Linked DNA regions of Homo sapiens: region 1 is linked to region 2. Evidence: chromatin loops called from intact Hi-C (ENCODE). Cell type or tissue: dorsolateral prefrontal cortex. All regions are shown on one strand. Links, peaks and the distances in the headings refer to the core of each region. The heading gives the core; the rest is flanking DNA.

Evidence for each region. Peaks named below come from ENCODE experiments on the same cell type or tissue, not always from the same donor. Only the 100,000 strongest peaks of a DNase experiment are listed, where the experiment ranks them.
Region 1: it touches region 2 in a loop (2.2-fold over the local background); 2 of 110 quality-filtered maps call a loop at or near these places.

What each region holds. Positions count from the first base shown.
Region 1 is chr1:37,153,542-37,163,636 of GRCh38, reverse strand. It overlaps MIR4255 (microRNA 4255), which reads right to left and starts at 2,074; the gene lies at 2,003-2,074. In dorsolateral prefrontal cortex, for the core only: no CTCF peak of the experiment used is centred there; DNase peaks (open chromatin) are centred at 5,299 and 5,826; H3K27ac peaks cover 1,414 bases.
Region 2 is chr1:37,318,440-37,328,534 of GRCh38, reverse strand. No RefSeq gene overlaps it. Among named protein-coding and RNA genes, the nearest start is that of LITATS1, 150 kb to the left of the region's middle. In dorsolateral prefrontal cortex, for the core only: CTCF peaks have their summits at 3,286 and 4,565 (motif pointing right); a DNase peak (open chromatin) is centred at 3,384; H3K4me3 peaks cover 473 bases; H3K27ac peaks cover 1,400 bases; H3K27me3 peaks cover 2,185 bases.

The DNA.
Region 1 (10,095 bases), core at 1,252-9,251, 170 kb after region 2:
TGCAAGACTTGTATAACCAACAATACAGTTGAAAAATATTGTTGAAAAAGTTAAAGAAGACCTAGATAAATGGAAAGACATTTCATATTCATGGTCAGAAGCTTTGTTAAGCTGGAAATACTCCCCAGATTGATCCACAGATTAAATGCAATCCCTGTTAGAATACAAGCTGACTTCTTTGTAGAAATTCACAAGCTAATTCTAAAGTTCATATGAAATGTAAAGGGACCCAGAATGACCAAAATAATCTTGAAAGGCAATAACAAAGTATGAGTACTCTTACTGCTTGATATCAAAACTTACTACAAAAAAAAAAAAAAAAACCCGGTAATCAAGACAGTACAGGGCTGGCATAAGGATAGACATGTATATCAATAGAATGGAATTGAGTTGATAGATTAAACCCATACATCTATGGCCAACTGATTATTAACAAGGTTGCCAAGACAATTCAATGAAGGAAAGAATAGTCTTCAACAAATGATGCTGGACACTGTATAGCCACTTGCCAAAAAGAAAGAAGTAGAACCCTACCTCACATCATATACAAAAATCAGCTAAAAATGGATCAAAGATCTAAACATAGGAGCTAAAACTATAACACTTGTAGAAGAAAATGCAGGAGAAAATCTTTATAACCTTGGATTGGACAATGGATTCTTAGATTTGGCGCTAAAAGCACAAGTGACAAAACAAACAAAAAATAGACAAACTGGACTTCATCAAAATTAAAACTTTCATGCTTCAAACGACACCATCAAGAAAGTGAAAAGACAAATCCAAAAATGGGAGAAAATATATGCAAATTATATATCTGATAAGGGTATTGTTTTCAGGATATATAAAGAACTCTTACAACTCAATAATAAAAAGGAAAGTAACTCAGTTTTTAAAATGGGCAAATAATTTGAACAGAAATTTCTCCAAAGAAGATATACAATTGTCCAATAACCACATGAAAAGATGCTTAATATAATCAGTCATAAGGGAAATGCAAATTAAAACCACTACGAGATACCACTTTACATGCATTGGAATAGCTAAAATAAAAAAGACACATAATAACAAAGATTGACAAGTACATGCAGAAATTGTAACCCTGATACATTGCTAATCAAATTGTAAAATGGTACAGCCACTTTTGAACAATTTGGTAGTTCCTCAAAAAGTTAAACATAGAGTTAACTCTATAATATAATAGAACATTTCCACTCCTAGATATATATCCAAGAGAAATGAAGACATATCTTCACCCAAATGCTTGTACATAAGTGTTCATGGCAGCATTATTCATGACAGTCAAAAAGTGGAAACAACACAAATGACCATCAACTGATTAATGGATAAATAAAATGTGGTATATCAATACAATGGAATATTACACAACCATAAAAAGGAGTGAAGTACACACTACAACATGGATGAACCTTGAAAACATTATGCTAAGGGAAAGAAGCCAGTCACAAAAGATCACACATTGTATGACTGCATGTATATGAAATGTCATGCATAGGCAAATCCACTGAGAAAGAAAGTGGGTTAGTGGTTGCCAGGGACTGTCAAGCAAGGGGGAATGAGGAATGACTGCTAATTAGTATGGGATTTCTTTTGGAAGTGATGATGAAATGTTCTAAAATTAGATAGGTTACACAACTCTGTGGCATACTGAAGAATCACTGAATGTTACACTTTAAAAGGGTACATTTTATGGTGTGCAGACTACAGCTCAATAAAAATGTTATTTGAAAAGACTTCATGGCTTCCCCATTGCTATCAGGATGAATTTCCACCTCCTGCAGGATGAGACTCCTGCTGATCCCTCCAGGCTCATCTTTTGTTCTCCCAACACCCAAGCATTCAGTGCTCCAGCCTCATGACAGATCCCTCAACATGCTCCCAAGTCCTTATCTCTGCACCTTGAAGCTTGCTGTATATACAATGTAGAGGGTATGACCAAGGGCTTGGGAGTCACATCCTAGCATTGCAGACTACTGCTTCCAGCATGATGCTGCCTCTTTGCCCTAAAAATGGCCAGACCAATACTGACTCCATCTCTGAACACTGAAGGATGCTCTATAAAGTTCAATGACCTCTTACATTAGATGGCTCCATGGCCCACCTTTCCCACAGGCTTTCCTGGAGATTCCAGTTTTTCTAGTTACTGGGAACTTAATCTAGTAGACACAGAAACTGCTCTCCTAGTTGGTGGTAGGCTCTCAAGTTGAAAAGCCAGGTGAGATCAGGGGCAGGGGCACTAGACTAAACCAGATATTGGGTGAGCGTATGGAAGAAGCTGACCAGGAGAAAGGGAGAACATGCAAGAATGTCAGTGAGAGAGAGAGAAAAGAGTCTACACAGCCCTGGGGGATGAACAGAGAAAGTCCGGGTTCAGCTGCACTTCTGAGCTTTTGTTCTGTGAGATCTTTTTCATAATGTGCCCTCTTTATGTGAGCTAACTTGATTGGTTTTCTGTTTCTTGCAAATCAAGCATGTCACCCTCCTTTAATGCCGAAAATGTCCCTTTCTGCCCTTTAAGACCCCAATAGGTCTCTTCCATCCAGGTGTGTATTTAGCCTTTCCTGCCTGCACCAATGACAGGTTCTGTGGCTTGGTCCCAGCATGCAGCAATGCACATCCTGTTATTATTCATTACACTTTCTCTTTGAGCTTATAAGATCTGGGGTTGGACAGACAATTTTTAAGCTTCAGCTTTTCTGCTGGAGAGCTCTCCTAGATGACAGTCTGAACCTTTAAATCCTGTATGTCTTGCAATGAATGTCTCATCTTTCTCTTACAAATTTCTCTAAACTAGCCGCCTGCCATCATGCTGTACTTTGAGGTTGTCACCACTGGCCTGACAATACCCAGGCAAGAAGAGTTAGCCTGACTCTGTCCTCTCACTCAGTTCCTAGTAGCTCATCCACAGGTCTCTCCTGCCTGGCTGCCTCTTCACTGGCCTCCCTGCCTCCAGCCTCTCTCTTCTTCCTGTTGCTCTGCATACATTCGCTCTATGATGCTCCCCAAAATACTGCCATGACATCAGCTAAGACAACTAACACGTGTCACATATCTACTGTGGATTTGTATACTGTGCCAAGAGCTTTAAATTTTAATTTATTCTACAATTAATCTCAAGAGGGAGCTTTTAGTTTCTCCATTTTATAAATGATAAATTTGAAGCACAAAGAGGTTCAGCAACTTTCCACTCTATGCCTAACTCCACACAACGAATCGTGATTTAAACTCAGGTCTGTCTGACTCTTGCTCTTTCAAGTAAACTGGACTGGGTCAGGTTATTCCCCCATTCAGAGACCTTCCACATGACTATTTCCCAGAGACAAAGTCCAAAGTCTTTTTTTTTTTTTTTTGACATTCAAGGCCCTCCATGAGCTGGCCCCAACCTGGACCTCCAAGTGTATTAGTCTGTTCTCACACTGCTAATAAAGACATACACAAGACCGGGTAATTGACAAAGGAGAGAGGTTTAATTGACTCACAGTTCAGCATGGCTGGGGAGGCCTCAGGAAATTTACAATCAGGGCAGAAGGTGAAAGGGAAGCAAGGCACCTTCTTCACAAGATGGCAGGAAGGAGAAGTGCAAGCAGGGGAAATGCCATACACTTATAAAACCATCAGATCTCTTGAGACTCACTTATTATCAAAAGACTAGCATGGGGGAAATCACCCTCATGATTCAATTACCTCCACCTGGTCCCTCCCTTGATATGTGGGGATTATGGGGGTTGCAATTCAAGATGAGATTTGGGTGGGGACACAGAGCCAAGCCATATCACCAAGTAAACTGACCAACTGAAGGTTCTTATAGTCATCTTTTTATTTGTTCCCTGAATTTTCATTTGGATTGTTCACCTCACATGGAAAAGTCCTTCTTCTTCTAGGAGGAACATGTAATCCTCTGATGTATTGTCTGTTGTGGGCTTTCCCTGAAAACACAGAGAATATCCTCCCTTTTGCTCTGCAATAGAAGGGTTTTAGCAAATTCAGTATGTGCTGCTTGGGTAGGAGGAGCAGAAAATAAGAAAAGGAGAGAAAACAGGACATATGAGCCCCAAAATTATTATTGAGAATTATTAAGGTGTCTCTATAATTGATGATCTAAACCAAAACACGTTTGAGAATAAAAAGGGTGCTATTCATCATTATGTGGAACAACAGACAAAACCTGAGACTCTCCTAAGACACCAGGATGGATGGCTGCCCTGGTAATTACCCCATTATGAATCTCATCTCCCCAAGACAGGAGTCAGAACTCACTTTCCCAGCCTCCCTTGCAGCTACTGGTAGGCATGTGACCTGGGCTCCTCCAATCAGCTGCATCTATGAGAGCCTTCCAGTCAGCAGAGGACACCTTGAGGCAGGAGGCTCTGTGTGAATGCTGAGCTGTTGGCAAAGGGGTGGAGGGTGGTAGAGAGCCATCAAACTTTTGGAGGCAGCGGTGATGTCCTGGGAAGGGTATTCCATGCTCCAGGCCCACAAAGCAAGCTTCAGTGCCTGTGCCTGAAACAGCAGGACCATATCCACAAATGGGCCAGTCATATGACTTGAATGTTGTTTCTGGCGATGTAGAAAACCAGCTCTCCAGTCTTCCCTGAAATTCTGAGTGATGTGGCAACGTTTGATATATTGATTTTTTCCTTAAAATCAGTTAGAGAGGGTTGTGGGTTCTGACTCATGCAACAGGGAAATATACAGGTGTTTTGTTGTTAGCTTGTTTGATGTGTGTGTGTGTGTGTGTGTGTGTGTGTGTGCATGTGTGTGTGTGTGATGGAAGCAAATTTCCCAAAGAGTAGAAGGTGGCAGCCTCAAGGCTGTAGGTAATGGAATTAAAAACAATTTTGTTCTCAGCACTGGGCATTCCTACAGAGGGTCCTATAGATGTTCAGGTGGCCGTAAAGCTAAACATGGCTTTCCTGAGACCAGCAGCTGCTCCTACAGCAAGAGCAACAGACATGGGCCCAGCAGGGCCTGTGGTCCCCTCAAACCCACCTTCCAACTCCTAAGTCTTATGTCTTAACTTGCTGTTCTGAGAACTTTCCAACAGCCCGAAGTGGGAGCTTCCCTGCAGAGAGGATCTGTTGAGGGGTGCCTGCCTAGCCCTTTGTCCAGGAGCCTCCAACCCTGGGCAAAGCCCTCCTTCTCTCACTTCCCCAGGCCAGCCATCCCCATAGTCAGTTTAGTTTGGCTCTTGCCATGTCCTTCAAAACCCAATTCAAATTCCTCCTCTTGCTCCAAGTCTTCCTTGCTCATCTAGCTCAGTGATGCCTCTCATCTGCTTACACCCCTGTGCGCCAGTTGGTTACATCATCTTGACCACTCGTTTAACAAAGAATCACATTGTCTTGTCTAGAATTGTGCTATTCTCTCTCTCTTTTTAAAGTGATCCAATTCGTCATGTGATTCTGTTAAGTTTCCCTGACTTGAGGGAAGAGATTATGACTTACACTCCTAATTTCCTCCCCATAATTTCCTTTATAGCATTAGCTGAGTGTCTTCTTTGTAGGAGATTTTCAAAAGTATTTGTTGAAAACAAAATAAGCCAAACCGATATGAAGTAGAAAAATGAAAGGAGATAAAAGCTTCCAAACTGTTGGCTTTGGTTTTCTTGGCTTAGTCTGTCATTGGCTGTTTTTAAGTACTCAGAGACCACTGTTTACGTGTCTTTCAGGTCAGTTTCTCTTGGGTACACGTGGGGAAGGCTCATCTTTCCATGAAGTCGCAAGTCACCAATTCAGAAATGTGGCCCAAGAGGACTTGCTGTTCTCTTCTAGCCTCTCCCGGGAACAGTTGCTTTTCAGAGCAAGCATGGATCTTGGCCAGCCTTCTAGGGCACACTTTGTATCAAGAGCTTGTAGTCTAGAGTTCAGGAGCAGGGGCTTCAGAGCCAGACTACCTGGTTTGAATACCAGCTCTTCCACTTTCAGGCCCCTGAAGACATATCCAGTCCTTTTCTTCTGAGCGCACAGAAGACCACCCTGCCTAGCTTCTTTGCAGCTATGTGGAGACACATGATTAGTCTGGCCAATGGGATGTGAGAAGAGATAATGAAACTCAGAGGAGAACTTGTGAGATTTATGCAAGTTATTTAATCACTCCATGCCTCAGTTTCCCCATGTATAAATGATGATAATAATATTTATCTTATAGGATTGTGGTGAGGATTTAATTAGCTATGATAGGTGAGATGCTTAGAAGGTGCTTATAAAAGCGTAGCTATGATTATTGTTTTAAAATGATGTTATTAGAGAAAGAAAAATACATATGCATAACAATTGTCAATAGAAAGATCACATAACAGTGCAAAGAGGCTTACAAAATTCTCCAGGATGTATATGTATCTACACAAACATCATAGAGAAGCAAAAAAAAAAAACGAACAAACAAAACAGATGCCAAATTAAGGGGGAGCCTGGAGGTAAGCCCACTTTTCTGGCATTTGGAGATTCTGTCTTGAATGACCCTCCACTTCTGGATGGCTGGCCCCTCCTAGTGTGCTCCAGCCAGATCCATATACATCCTAAAACAAGTGTGTTTTGCTCCCAAGTCACATTGCATATTCCAGCAGAAAAGCAGCTCTATTTATTCTTTAGGCAATTCTTTGGTCTCTTATCACTTTGGATTTCAGGCCTCTGAAGACATACCCATTCCTTTTCTTCTGAGCCCGCAGAAGACAACCCTGCCTAGCTTCTTTGCAGCTACGTGGAGACATGTGACTAGTTTGGCCAATGGGATGTGAGAAGAGATGATGAAACTCGGAGGAGAACTTGTGAGATCGCCGTGACTGCTTTTCCCCTGCCACAGTGGCTAAGAGGATAAGGCTATCAAGGGTGGAGCCTCTCTAGGCCTGGGTTCCTGGGTGCCTGTGTGGAGCCGAGACCCCAGGCTAACTCACAATGAACACGCCGTGTGAGGAAGACGTAAAGCTTTATGTATTAAGCCACTGGAGCTTAGGGTTTAATTTGTTACTGTGGTGTAGCCTACCCTATTCTAACCAATACAAGGATCTTTGGATGACTCTCCTCCAGGAATTCATATACAAAAACATCCTCCCTGCATGAGAACTCCCTATATGGTTCCAGCAGTATCTCTCACCTGCAATAGTGACTAAAGTCAAGACTCTCTGCTGGCTATTTCGTTTCTACTGAACTAGGTATTGTATTTGCTCTGTTATTACCTTGCTGCCCTGACAATCCTACAATCCACACAGCAGCCAAAGCGATCTTTTGAAAAGAATGCAAAATCAAATCAGATCATGCCATTCTCTTGCTTAAAGCCGGCCGATTCACCATCCCTGCAAACCATGATACTCAGAATCAAATGCAGATTCCTTGCTATGGCTTAAAGACTCTCTGCTTCTCTGACCTCATCTCCTATGGTGCTGCAGCTACATTTGTTCCTACTTCAGTCTTTGTACCTGGCTGTTCCCTCTGCCTGGCTTGCTCTTCTTCCCTCTTGTTATTTAGAGCTCAGCTTAAATGTCAACTCAAGGGTATCTTCCCTGACCATTGCAACTAAAATGCCCCTCACTCACACATGTGTCATTCCATTGTACCACTCTGATTAATGTCTTTATAACACTGATCAACATCTGAAAGTATTTTGCTTAATTATTTACTTACTCATTTTTTTCTCCTTTTTCCCCACTAGAATATAAATTTGAGCAGGACATGGACCTTTTCAATCTTGCCTACCCTCATATCCCAGTAACAAGTGGCTAGCAGAGTACCTGACACATCATGGATGCTCAAAAAATATTTCTTGACTAACTGGATGAATAAATGAGTGAATCATCATCAGGATTGCTGCTCGTGAACCCCTCCTCTTGCAGCTACCTGCCTTTGAATTTGCCCTCAGGCTTCCTAGCTAGTTTCTTCTTTAGCCTTTCTGACCCATCGTTCCTTCCGTAGAGTTCAAGACAACACTGCTCCTCCTATGAACCAAAAGAAAGTGCCAGCGGCTGTTGGTGACGAAGCTCTTCTTTTCTAGGCAATAAAGCCCCCTCCAGTTGTAGCAGTTTTCTCTGGAATGGTAAGTCCCTCAGATCTGGGAGTTAATTGTTACTGTGGCAGAGGCCAGGCCACCCTGACTGATAGAAGACCTTTTGGGAGATTCTTCTTTCCCTGGATGAGGTTGTACCCTGTTTATGTTGGATAAACAACTCAAAACCAGTAGCATAGAATGTTAGTGCCAGAGGGGAACTGAGAGACTAACATGTTTTCCTTTTGCAAATGAGGAAACTGAGGCAGAGAGAAGGGAGGGAAATTGATTAAGGCCTTTGGCTTATTGGTTCATTCCTTTGATCGCTGTGATGGATGTTTCCCTGTCTTTTTAACCCCCCTGGCTTGTGTACCCTGTTCCAAGGAATTCTCCAACTCATGACTCTCCAACTTATGATGGGAAACAGAGCCCACCTCCCACTCAAGAAAAAAACAATGCTTGCAGCACTATTCTCAATTGCAAAGACATGGAATCAACCCAAATGCCCATCAGTGATAGACTGGATAAAGAAAATGTGGTACATATACACCATGGAATAATATGCAGTCATAAAAAGGAGGAATGGGATCACGTCCTTTACAGGGACATGGATGAAGCTGGAAGCCATTATCCTCAGCAAACTAATGCAGGAACAGAAAACCAAACATCACACGTTCTCACTTATAAGTCGGAGCTGAACAATGAGAACACATGGACACAGGGAGGAGATCAACACACTCTGGGGTCTGTTGGGGGACGGGAAGAAAGCATCAGGAAAGATAGCTAATGCATGCTATGCTTATTACCTAGGTGATGGGTTGATAGGTGCAGCAAACCACCATGGCACACGTTTACCTATGTAACAAACCTGTGTGTCCTGCACATGTACCCCAGAACTTAAAATAAAAAAAAAAAGGCAAGGCTGAGTACTCCCTTTCCCAGGCTCCCTTGCAGCTAGGATGTGGGTGTGTGAGCAGGAGGGTGTGCAAGGCTGGCAGCTCTCCCCAACAGTCAGGGTTTGAGTTTGGGGGTGGGGCAGTGCTGCTGTGGGAGGGTCAAGGGTCAGTGCTTGGTGATGGTGGTGGTCTCAGCTGCAGGGTCTTGCAGCTAGCTGGGGATGGTAGTGGTGTCCTCCCCAAATAAGTCTGGCTGGGTAGCTTAGGCCACTGTTCTGCTGTGGGGTCCTGGTGCCCTAGAACTTGCTCTGATTCAGTGTGCTATTCAGTAACCCTCTAAGAAATTGTTTTTTCCCTTGAACCAGGCATGGCTGGTTTTTCTTGCTTACAACTAAGAATCCTGACTGATTTGTTTCTTCATTCACTTATGCAGCATATTCTTTTAAAACACCGACAGTGTGTCAAGCACTGTGTTAAGTGCTAGAGAACAATGGTGAGCAGCACAGATGAGTGCAGCCCTCATGAAGCTCACACTGGAGATAGTTAGATGATTGGACAGGAAAAGCACATTAAATTGCAACACACACTCCACTAGGAAACACCCACAGTGACATGGGAGCATTTTAGCAACCTGACCTCATCTAGGGGTGATGACAATAGAATACTTCCTGGAGGAGGTGACATTTAGGCTGAAGGAGGAGAAAGGTTTTCTGGGCAAAGAGGGAGGAAAAAGACAGCTTTAGGCTGAGGGAATGACATTGAAGAGGGCCAGAGGCAGGAGAGAGAACATGACCTTCAGAGGAACAAGCAGAAGTTATTGTGGCTGGAGCAGAGCATTCAAGAGAACAGTGATACATGACAAGGTGGGAGAAGTGGCCTAGGCCTGATGGTGCAGGATCTTGTCCCCCATCTTACAGCATTTGGAAATGTTCTTAAGGGCAAAGGAGCCACTGAAGGTTTTCAAACAGGTTTGTGACAAAGCTGGGAGTGGGACCCAGTATCCTTCCTCCTAGTCAGTTATTTTCCCTGCATCATCTGCCTTCAACTCTTCTGCAAAATGGAGTCTCAGGTCTGCAAGACCCAGAGAAAGCAATCCAGCAAAAAAGTGGTGAGTCACACACACAGCTCTTCACAATAGTCTCAGAGGAAATACAATTTCTCTGCCTCTTTTTCCCAATGACTGTAAGACTGCTTGTGCCTTTGC
Region 2 (10,095 bases), core at 1,133-9,132:
GGCGGCCGTCCTATCTGCCAGTCAGAGACGCTCTGCTGCAAGGACGGGGAGTTGGGGAGGGTCCCTGGGGCCACCCTACCTTCCCTCGTCCTCCGTTTTACTATAATAACATCTCACCTTCACCAAACACTGACTGGGTCCAGGCGAAGTTTTTTTTTTGTTTTTTTTTTTTTGAGATGGAGTCTCACTCTGTCACCCAGGCTGGAGTGCATTGGGGTGATCTCCGTTCACTGCAGCCTCTGCCTCCCAGGTTCAAGCAATTCTCCTGCCTCAGCTACCCGAGTAGCTGGGACCACAGGCGCCCACCACCATGCCAGGCAAATTTTTGTATTTTTAGTTGCGACGGGGGTTTCACCATATTGGCGAGGCTGGTCTCGAACTCCTGACCTCAAATGATCCGCCCGCCTCGGCCTCCCAGAGTGCTGGGATTACAGGCGCAAGCCACCTCGCCTGGCCCAGGCACAGTTCTAATTGCCTTATGTGGATTAACTCACTTAACCCTCGCAACGAGCCTTTGAGGGTAAGCACACATAGCATCCCCCACTTATAGGTGAGGAGACTGAGGCACAGGCACTTAAGTAACATACCCAAGACCACACAGCTAGTTCATGGAAAAACTGGAATTTGAAGCCAGGTAGCTCTGGCTCGAGAACCCCTGAGCTCAATCACTGTGCTTGAGTGAGCCCCGCTGTGCCAGAGCCAGAGGGAGGAGGGCCTGGCCTGAGCTTCTTTTGGAGAAACTGGGCTAGAACTTAGGCCTCCTGACTCTGGGAAGGGACTCCTGCCATAACCTCACAGAGGGTGGCTGAGTGGGAAAGGTGTGGGGTTTTCAATCCTGTCCCAGCCAATTCAGCAGCAGTCTATAGAATCCTGCTGGGCCCAGAGTGCTGCAAGCTGGAGCCCCTGCCCTGACAGCAATGGGCACTGAGGATGAGGCCAGGGTCACCCATGTTCCCTGGGCCCACCCTTTGTCCTTTGAGTCTTACTAGAAAGAACTGGGGCACAACCCCAGCTTCTCTGTCCTCAGCCTCTGAGCCTGGGGAAGGGGATGGCAGAGTTGACAGTGGCTTATCTAGGTGACATCAGAATTGCAGCCACCTGGGCTTAGGCTTCCCAGACTTGAAGCATCTGCTTGTCTGTGAGTTTTGAAGCCACCCCAGCCCTGGCCACCCTGCTACCTGTCTCCAGGGTCTTCTTGCCTCGGGAAGTTCAAGGCACCTGGCGATACCTTGCAATGGAATGAGTATCCTGCCTGGAGCCAGAATAGCTGGATAGACATTAGGCTCTGACACCTGCTTGCTAGGTGACCCGGGGCAAGTTGCTAAGCATCTCTGAGTCCCTATTTTTCCATCTCTAAAACTGTTTAGCTTTTTAAAGGGCTGTTGTGAGAATTTTCTTTTTTCTTTTTTTTTTTTGAGATGGAGTCTTGCTCTGTTGCCCAGGCTGGAGTGCAGTGGTGTGGTCTTGGCTCACTGCAACCTCCACCTCCCAGGTTCAAGCGATTCTCCTACCTTAGCCTCCCAAGTAGCTGGGATTACAGGCGCCTGCCACCATGCCTGGCTAATTTTTGTATTTTTGGTAGAGATGGGGTTTCACCATGTTGGCCAAGCTGGTCTCGAACTCCTGACCTCAGGTGATCTGCCTGCCTTGGCCTCCCAAAGTGCTGGGATTACAGGCGTCAGCCACCATGCCTGGCCTAGTTTGAGAATTTTATGTGATAAATTAAGTCAGAGCTTCTCCAGCTTTTCCACTAAAGCAAAACCTAATGGCAAAAGAGAGTAAGCTGTATCCTGGGGTTTGAGGGTATAGCTTAAAGCAGATAGCCACAAGCTCAGAATTTATTTGAAGTCTTACTGTAGCTTAAAAATTCAGGTGCATTTTGCATTCTGCTCCATAATGTATCCATGTTGTTTCTTTTAACACAGTGTTTTAAGTTACTTATCATTGGGTAATTTCAGTGCCAGCAAGATGGGCCGTGTTTGTCATGTGGCTCTGCATACTCCCTGGCCCACGGGTGGGAGCCCCCAAGGGTTGTGTGTATTCAGTTGAAGAAGCATTCGTGTAAGTAAAAGTGCTCTAGAAAGAACAGAAAAAAAGCGACATAAAGGTCAGAGAGTTTTAATGTGAATGTTGGCAGTAATGGAAACACATCCGTCAGTTAGCAAGATGGATGAACGGAAGATGAAAAAGGGAAGGCAAGGGGAGAGGTAGGAATAGAAATGGGATGGGGCGCTGGTCAGGCAGTGAATGCAAATCCCAAGTGGGCTAGGCTCAACTCCTAAGCAAAGGGGGAGATTCAGAAGCCGGGGGGTTGAAACCCAGGACACTGGTCAGCAGGCACTGGGGCTCCCTAGCCTGTCTGTTATACCATTGAGGAAGCCACTGGCTTCCACTGTTATAGTGGGTCATATACTTTTACTTACTTTTTGGCTTAGGGTAGCTTTCCTGTAAGCCTTCCCTCTCCCCCTGAGAGTGTCCTTTTTAGCACCAGGGGTGGTCTCTCTATATTCCTTTCATGGCCATGGGGCTTAGTATGCAACGTCCCTCCAGCAACCTCCCAAAGTCCTCCTTGCTTGGAGACCCCTCGTGTCAATGCTCATCGGAGGGCTATGGCAATGTCCCATAATCCTTCAGGTGAGTATGCAGATTAGGCTCTGCTGTGACCTGGGCACAGGTGCAAACCTTTAGTCTCCTTTCTGCTCCTTTTGGTATCTTTTTAAAAATTACAAAGCTTCCATGCAGAAATGTGCACACGTCACAATATTACAAAATGTCTGAAAGCAAATATTTCCCAAAGAATTGTGGGAACACAAGCAAACACCTTTCTTTCGTTCTCTGTTATTTCTGGATGAAAGCAGATAATGAGTTACCCTTTTCACAATCAATGTTCAGTGAATTTTTGGCTACATTTTTCGGAGCAAATATAAACAGGGTAAGTTGAAGGCATGGATTATTGCAAAATAAAATTGGGATACATGAAGCTTAAAAGTCTTAATTTTAAAACTAGTCCTCACAATAGACCAGAACTTGATCCTCTCTAATTCTTTGCAAACAGCGTTTGCATTTTATTATCAAATGTGTCTTATATCAGCGTAGGATGAGATTTGGCTCATGTTTTTGCATAAATATAATAAAAGGAGGCTTCCCAGTGAACATAGATTTGGGAAATAGTGTTTACTTATTTCTCTCAATTCAAAAGAGTGTGAACTGGAAATTTTTTGTTTCAGTAATTTTTTCTTTTGAACACAAAGGCTGTGTATTGTTTCTTTCTACAAAGAACACAAGCCAATCTGGGGACAATTATGGTTTTGTATTTCTCTCTGGGGAGCACAGGCTCATGCTGTGAACTTGCCGATCAGCAAACCAGGCTCCATGCCACCAGATGGGATGTGAACTTGGCATGGGGATGACCAAAATCCTGGGATCCAGACTCAGGACAGGCAGCTAGCCTCCCCTGGGGCAGGCAGGGACCAGAAGAGCCCCAGAGGGTCTTGTAGAACAGAGGCGGAGGAGGAGAGGACAGAAAGGACAGGGAGACAACCAAGGTATGAGGTGGGAAGTTCTAACATTCCTCTTTGTGCTATTCCGTCCTTCCAGGAATTACAGGTAGGGGAGATGCTGGTTTTGGGTGAGCTCTGGAATTTCAAAGAGGTTACCTTGGGTCTAGAGCAGATAGGAAACTATAGAGAAGCAGTGAAGGGCCTGGAGTCAGCCAGACCTAAGCCAGACCTGAGTCCTTTCTCTGCTGCTCATGGTAGCTCTTGACCATGGGCACTTGATGTCAACTCTTTGAGCCTCCATTTCCTTGTCCTGTAGAATGGGGTAATAATAGGACTTTAGAAGATTGTTGTGAAGGTTTACTGGAGAAAAGAAAAATGTGTAAGAAACACTTTACTTGGTGCCTGGTCCATATTTGCCAGCTCTTGGTTGTTAGTTCAAGCTGAGCAGAAGCACCCACATGCAGAAGGATTTGACAGTTCTGGACCTGGGCCTCAGTCTACTTTGCATTAGAGTAAATTATGTATGTCTGTCGTGATTATAGTTAGAAGCTCCCAGAGGGTTGGAAACTCCAAGCTCAGATACCTCAAATACTAGGTAATTGTGTTTTGAGTTGCACTAAATTTAATTCCTCCTTTAAACCAGTAATTTCAGCTCCACTGGTTACCTTCCTTTCTTTCTTTTTTTTTTTTTTGAGACGAAGTCTTGCCCTGTCACCCAGGCTGAAGTGCAATGGTGCAGTCTCGGCTCACTGCAACCTCTGCCTCCTGGGTTCAAACAATTCTCCTGCCTCAGCCTCCTGAGTAGCTTGAATTACAGGCGCCTGCCACCACGCCCAGCTAATTTTTGTGTTTTTAGTAGAGACGGGGGTTTCACCATATTGGCCAGGCTGGTCTCGAACTCTTGACCTCGTGATCTGCCTGCCTCGGCTTCCCAAAGTGCTGGGACTACAGGCGTGAACCACGGCGCCGGGTCCCCTTTTCAGGGTTGTTTCTGGCAGGGGAGGGTCCAGGTTCTTGACCACTTGTCTTTTTAGTACACTCTTCCTGCAATATGCACTCATTGTCACCAGGTGGCAGTAGAGTCCCAGGCCGCTTTGGGGAGCCGGGCCATAGCAAAGATTTCCATCCTTGGGAGACATTTAAAAATGGATTTCTACTTATTAAACCAGTTCAATGAGATTAACCTACTTACCACCCTCAACTTTAAGCATGGCAAGCATCAGAGCAGCTAATGAGACAAAATACAAAGTGTTTGGTACACTCAATTATCTTTTCTGGACTAATCCCTAAAGAGCGTCTAATCCGGTGCTCCCATTCCTCAGGGAAGGCATTCTCTTCTCTCAACACTCAGGTTCACTCCACTTGGTGTCACCACTCCCTGTAGCTTCCTTTTGCTCTGGCTTTTGTTCACTCGTTCAGCCAACCTTGAGGTGCATCTTCTCCGTGTGGACCCCATGCAGGGGAGTGCTCAGCCGGGGGAGGGAAGGGGAAGGGCTATGGAAACAGAGAGGGGGGTCACAAACCCAAGTGCCTTCCATGGCCAGGGTGGTAATGGAGATGGGTGAATTGGGTCTGAGTAAGAAGAACAGGGAGTTGGGGAGGGGCAACCTGGAGACTTGGGGCCCCACCTAGAGGGTGGCAGCTGCCACTCAGTTCCACGTGATTGTTGCAAGGTGGGAATGTGGCACAACACTGCCATATCTTCCTATTCTTCAAGATAAATTAAATGTTTAGGTTTTATATCTATATCTATATCTATATCTATCTATCTATCTATATCTATCTATCTATCTATCTATATATATATATCTATATATATATATATCTATATCTATCTATATATATATATAAAACATCTCTTACTTTAAAATTGTGGGCCTGGTTTGACTCTCGTGCTGTGAGTTTGAGACTCTGAAATAGAGGCTTATGGCACAGTGTGATAGAGTGGTAAAGAAGCTGTGTCCAGAGAACTGTGGGAGCCCAGAGGAGGGAGCCCCAATTCTGTCTGGAGCATTCATTCATTATTCATTCAGTAAATATTTACTGCATTCCTATCGTGTGCAGAATGCCTGGGATTCATAGTCGAACAAGATACACAGAATCCTTACCTCCATGGCGTGCACAGCTCATTAGGGGAGGCAAATACCGAACGCTGAATGATGTTATGTATGATTTGGTTGGATATTGTATAGAATAATCTGAGGGACAAATTTACAGTGCAATGAGCGTCCGCGGGTGGGTCAGGGAGGCCTTCCCTGAGGAAGTGATGTTTGGTCTGAGATCTGAAGGATGAATAGGAGTATAACTTGTCCATTGACCAGGCCAGCCACTGGCCATTTAGTTCCAGAAATGAGCTAAATGCCCACTGGGGAGGGTATAACTCAGAAAGGGCCATGATCTGGAGAAGAGGACACTTGCTGGGAAGGTGTCCCAGACGGTCAAAGTTGGACCCTTTTCCTCCATAGAATGTGCAGGACAGAGCAGAAATCCACTGGGGAAGAGACGAGGGAGCAGAGCAGCTTCCCTGCTTCCTTCCACCCAGAGCATGTGCTGTGAGAGCAGTGGGTGCCCAGGCCAGCAAAGGAGAGGCTTTGGGAGGGTCTGGGGAGAGTGGACAGCTCCTTCAAAGACCAGAGAGAGGGTCTCAGGCTAGCATTTTGGGAAGGAAAATTGGGGCAGAGAATGGAGGTCCCCGGCTCTCAGGCCAACAAGATTCCAAATTCCATCAGAAGGATGAGCAGTGCTCACAGGGGAGCTGAAGGCTGAGGACTCTGGGGCTGAGGAGGCTCCAGGCCCACAGTTACAGCAGGAAGGCTTGGAAGTCAGGTGCACAAAGTTTGACATATAGGAGAATAAGCTCTCCTGATCTGGTTTTGTATTCTGTTTCCCTGCTGATGAACTGTGTGATCTTAAGCAACTTACTTAAACTCTCTGAGCTTCAGCATTGTCATTTGTGGGATGGACATTTTCTGTCTGCTTTGTGGATGGGGTGATTAAATGGGATTAGGAAGGTAAGGGCCTAGCACTGTGCCTGACTCGCAGTTGATGTTCAATAAATTTGTGTTCCATTCCTCTGCCTCCTGCTCCTCTTCCAAGTAGAATAATTGCTCCCAGGAAACTCCTGTCTTCTGTTGCTCTCACATCCACCAACCCCAGGGCACAGCCCCCAGGACCTCAAAGTCACAAGTCCCCACTCCTGCCTGTGTCTCCTCTCCATCCTCTGCTTCATCCGGGGCTCACCCTGGCCACTCCTTTTGCACATACCTTTTTATAAAATAGACTACACATTCAACAGCAGACACAATCATACGTTTCCAGAATATCCTCTTTGGAACAGAGAAAAATAAGTCATGCTCTCCCCAGTCCTGGATCTCTAAGAGCATGGGTGGGGAAGGAGAGTTGTGCTGAATCCTGGCTCTGACATTCCCCAGTGTGCAACCTTGGGCACCATAATATGCGGAAAGGTGAAACAGTTTACAGATGCTACTGTTTTTATTTTGCAGGATGTTTTCTGATATGAATACTGAGGTCAGGAGGTTTTCCTTAGCACTTATTACTTTTTTCTATTAAGTGGAGGACTTGGGTGGTTTCCACCCACGGACCTGACTGTTGAATGAATTTAACAGTCTCCATCAGTCCGCAAGCAAGTGCACCCTGGTTTTGCCGTCTGCTCAGCTGGTGTGAGGCTCCAGGGTGAGAGGCAGGCAAAGGAGATATTCTTGCTAGAACCTTCCCTCAAGGAGCCTTCTGGAAGGCAGGCCACAGTTCTAATGCTGGATCCTCTGCTGGTTGGTGGTGGGACCCAAAGCACTTGGCTGCCTGGCCCTGACCCTCACCTTCCTCAGGGAGGACGTCATGTTGTTATAGACATAATGCTCACATTAGGGGCTCAATCAGCCGTTGGCTATTGCTATTACTATTCATATAATGAGATCATGTGTGTGAATCACACGCACATACTTTGCACAGAATAAGGGGTCAATTTGTGGTAGCAATTTATTTATTTATTCCATACCCCTCACTTCTCCCCTTCCTGACCTCAGGTAACCACTAATATACTCTTTATCTTCATGAGATCCCCTTCTTAAGCTGCCACCTATGAGTGAGAACATGTGATATTTGTCTTTCTGTGCCTAATTGATTTCACTTAACCTCATGGCCTCCAGTTCCATCCATGTTGCTGCAAACGACAGGATTTTATACTTTTTTTTATGGCTGAATAATATTCCATGGTGTATGTATTCCACATTCTCTTTATCCATTCATCTCTTGATGGGCACTTAGGTTGATTCCGTCTCTCAGCTACTGTGAAGAGTGCTACAATGAACACAGGAGTGCAGATTATCTCTTTGATGTATTGATTTCCTTTCTTTTGGATCTATACCCAGTAGCGGGCTTGCTGATCATATGGTGGTTCTATTTTGAGTTTTTTGAGGAACCTCCATACTGTGCTGCATAGTGGCTGTACTAATTTGCATTCCCACCAACATCTAGTGATAGCTATTTATAATAATCATGCTCATAATCATAATAAATAATGTACTCAAAGTCCTTGGTGGGCACAGAATGGGTCCTCAGTAAAGATTCTTAAGAAAAATCCAGGGGGATTCTGAGTGTAGACCCCTTGCTACAGTGCCTGTGCCTGCTGGTGGTGAGTGCATGGTGGTATCAATACTGATGATCATGAAATGAGACCAAGTTTGTAAAGCACTTCCCACAGGGTGGGGCACATGCTGGGTACTTGGTGCATGTTTCTTTCCATCTCCCTCCAGCACCAGGGGCGCATTCCTCAGACCAGAAAACTGCAGAGCCCTAGGCTGCAGCGTCCCTTTTAGTAACTCCTGGGCACAAGGCAGCCACCCTTCTCCTGCATCCTGGCTGTCTCCAGGTCTGGCTCTTCTGGCCTTGGCAGACTCTAGGCTGGTCAGGCGGCTTGAGCACTACCAGTACCTCTGTGGGCTGCTCCAGGGTTGCCCTACTTCTCCCACCCCGTGGCCATCCTCAGATGGACATGACTCTTGTAGGCTTTAGTGTCAACCCGGAACTGAGTGCCCCTTCTGAGAGGGGGATCTTGAGATCCTCTGGAGCCCTGACTCTGCACCCAGAATCTAGTCTGGAAGGAGAGGATCTCTGGGCACTGATGCCCCCTTCCTCATTCCCAATCCCCAGTTCAGGGTGCATCCCCAGCCTCCCAGGAACCTCCTAGGTGTTGGGACAACCTTGGCGTGAACTATGAGGTCCTAAGGGCCTGTGCTTAGGGCCACACCCACATTTTCAGGAGGCCCTGGGGACTGCAAGAAAATAATCACTCGTGGGGCCTGGGGAAGCTGGTTTTGTCAGTTAGACTCATTCTGTCCCTCTTCAGGTAGACACGTGAATGATCACATATATGCCACACACATACCCTCTCTATCATGTGCACAGGAATGTATGCCCAGGTCTTTCCCTAGACACGCCCCACATACCCAGGCCCTCACCCAGGCACACACGCGCACACACACACACACACACACACACACAGGCCCTTACCCAGAGACACATACACACCCAGGCCCTTACCCAGGGGCACACACACCCCCCCAGGCCCTCATCCAGGGATATACACATACCCAGGACCTCACCCAGAGACACACACACATACACCCAGAGACACACGCACACCCAGGCCCTCACCCAGGGACACACACACACCCAGGCCCTCACCCAGGGACACACACACACACATACCCAGAGACACACACACCCAGGCCCTCACCCAGGTACACACACACACCTAGACACACATACACCCAGGCCCTCACCCAGACACATACACACGCACACCTCCAACAGACAGGCACACACACTCACTCAGGCCCTCACCCAGGGACACACACACACCTAGACACACATACACCCAGGCCCTCACCCAGACCCATACACACGCACACCCCCAACAGACAGGCACACACACACTCAGGCACACCCACACACACTTGGGCCCTCAGCCAGGGACACACACACACCCAGAGACACACACCTAGACCCTTATGCAAGCACACACACACTTACACACCTCTACTCTTACACGCTTGTAGAAGCTCCAGGATCCTGAACACGTATCTGAACCCCACCACCCCGCACTTATCTCCTCACACACTGTAGATATTAACATCCCCCTCCTGCCCTGGCTCACAGACACACACGTGCACTCACACATATGAGCACACGTGGACACCTCTACACCCTCCCAGACGCCCCCACACCCTCCTGAAGCACAGGCACATGAAGGTACACCCCCACACGCCTGTGTGAACCCACACACTCCTCCCGAACCCACACACCATGGGCACACCCCTCCTCCCAGCGGCAGCTCTGGACCTGCCTGTGCCCACCCCCGCCGTCGTTCCCCGTAAATGTGCAGCCATCCCGCGTCCCCGCGCTGCCGCAGCCCCTCACTCGGGGCCCTCAAAGAGCACGCTTATAAAAACATTCTTCCCGTGATGGAGTGCTTCCTTTGGGCTTCTTCGGCTTGTAACAGATTAAAGGCGAACAGGCATTTGTCATGGGGAAGTGTACCCAGTTGTGCTGGAAAATGGACTTTTCGATGAGCGTG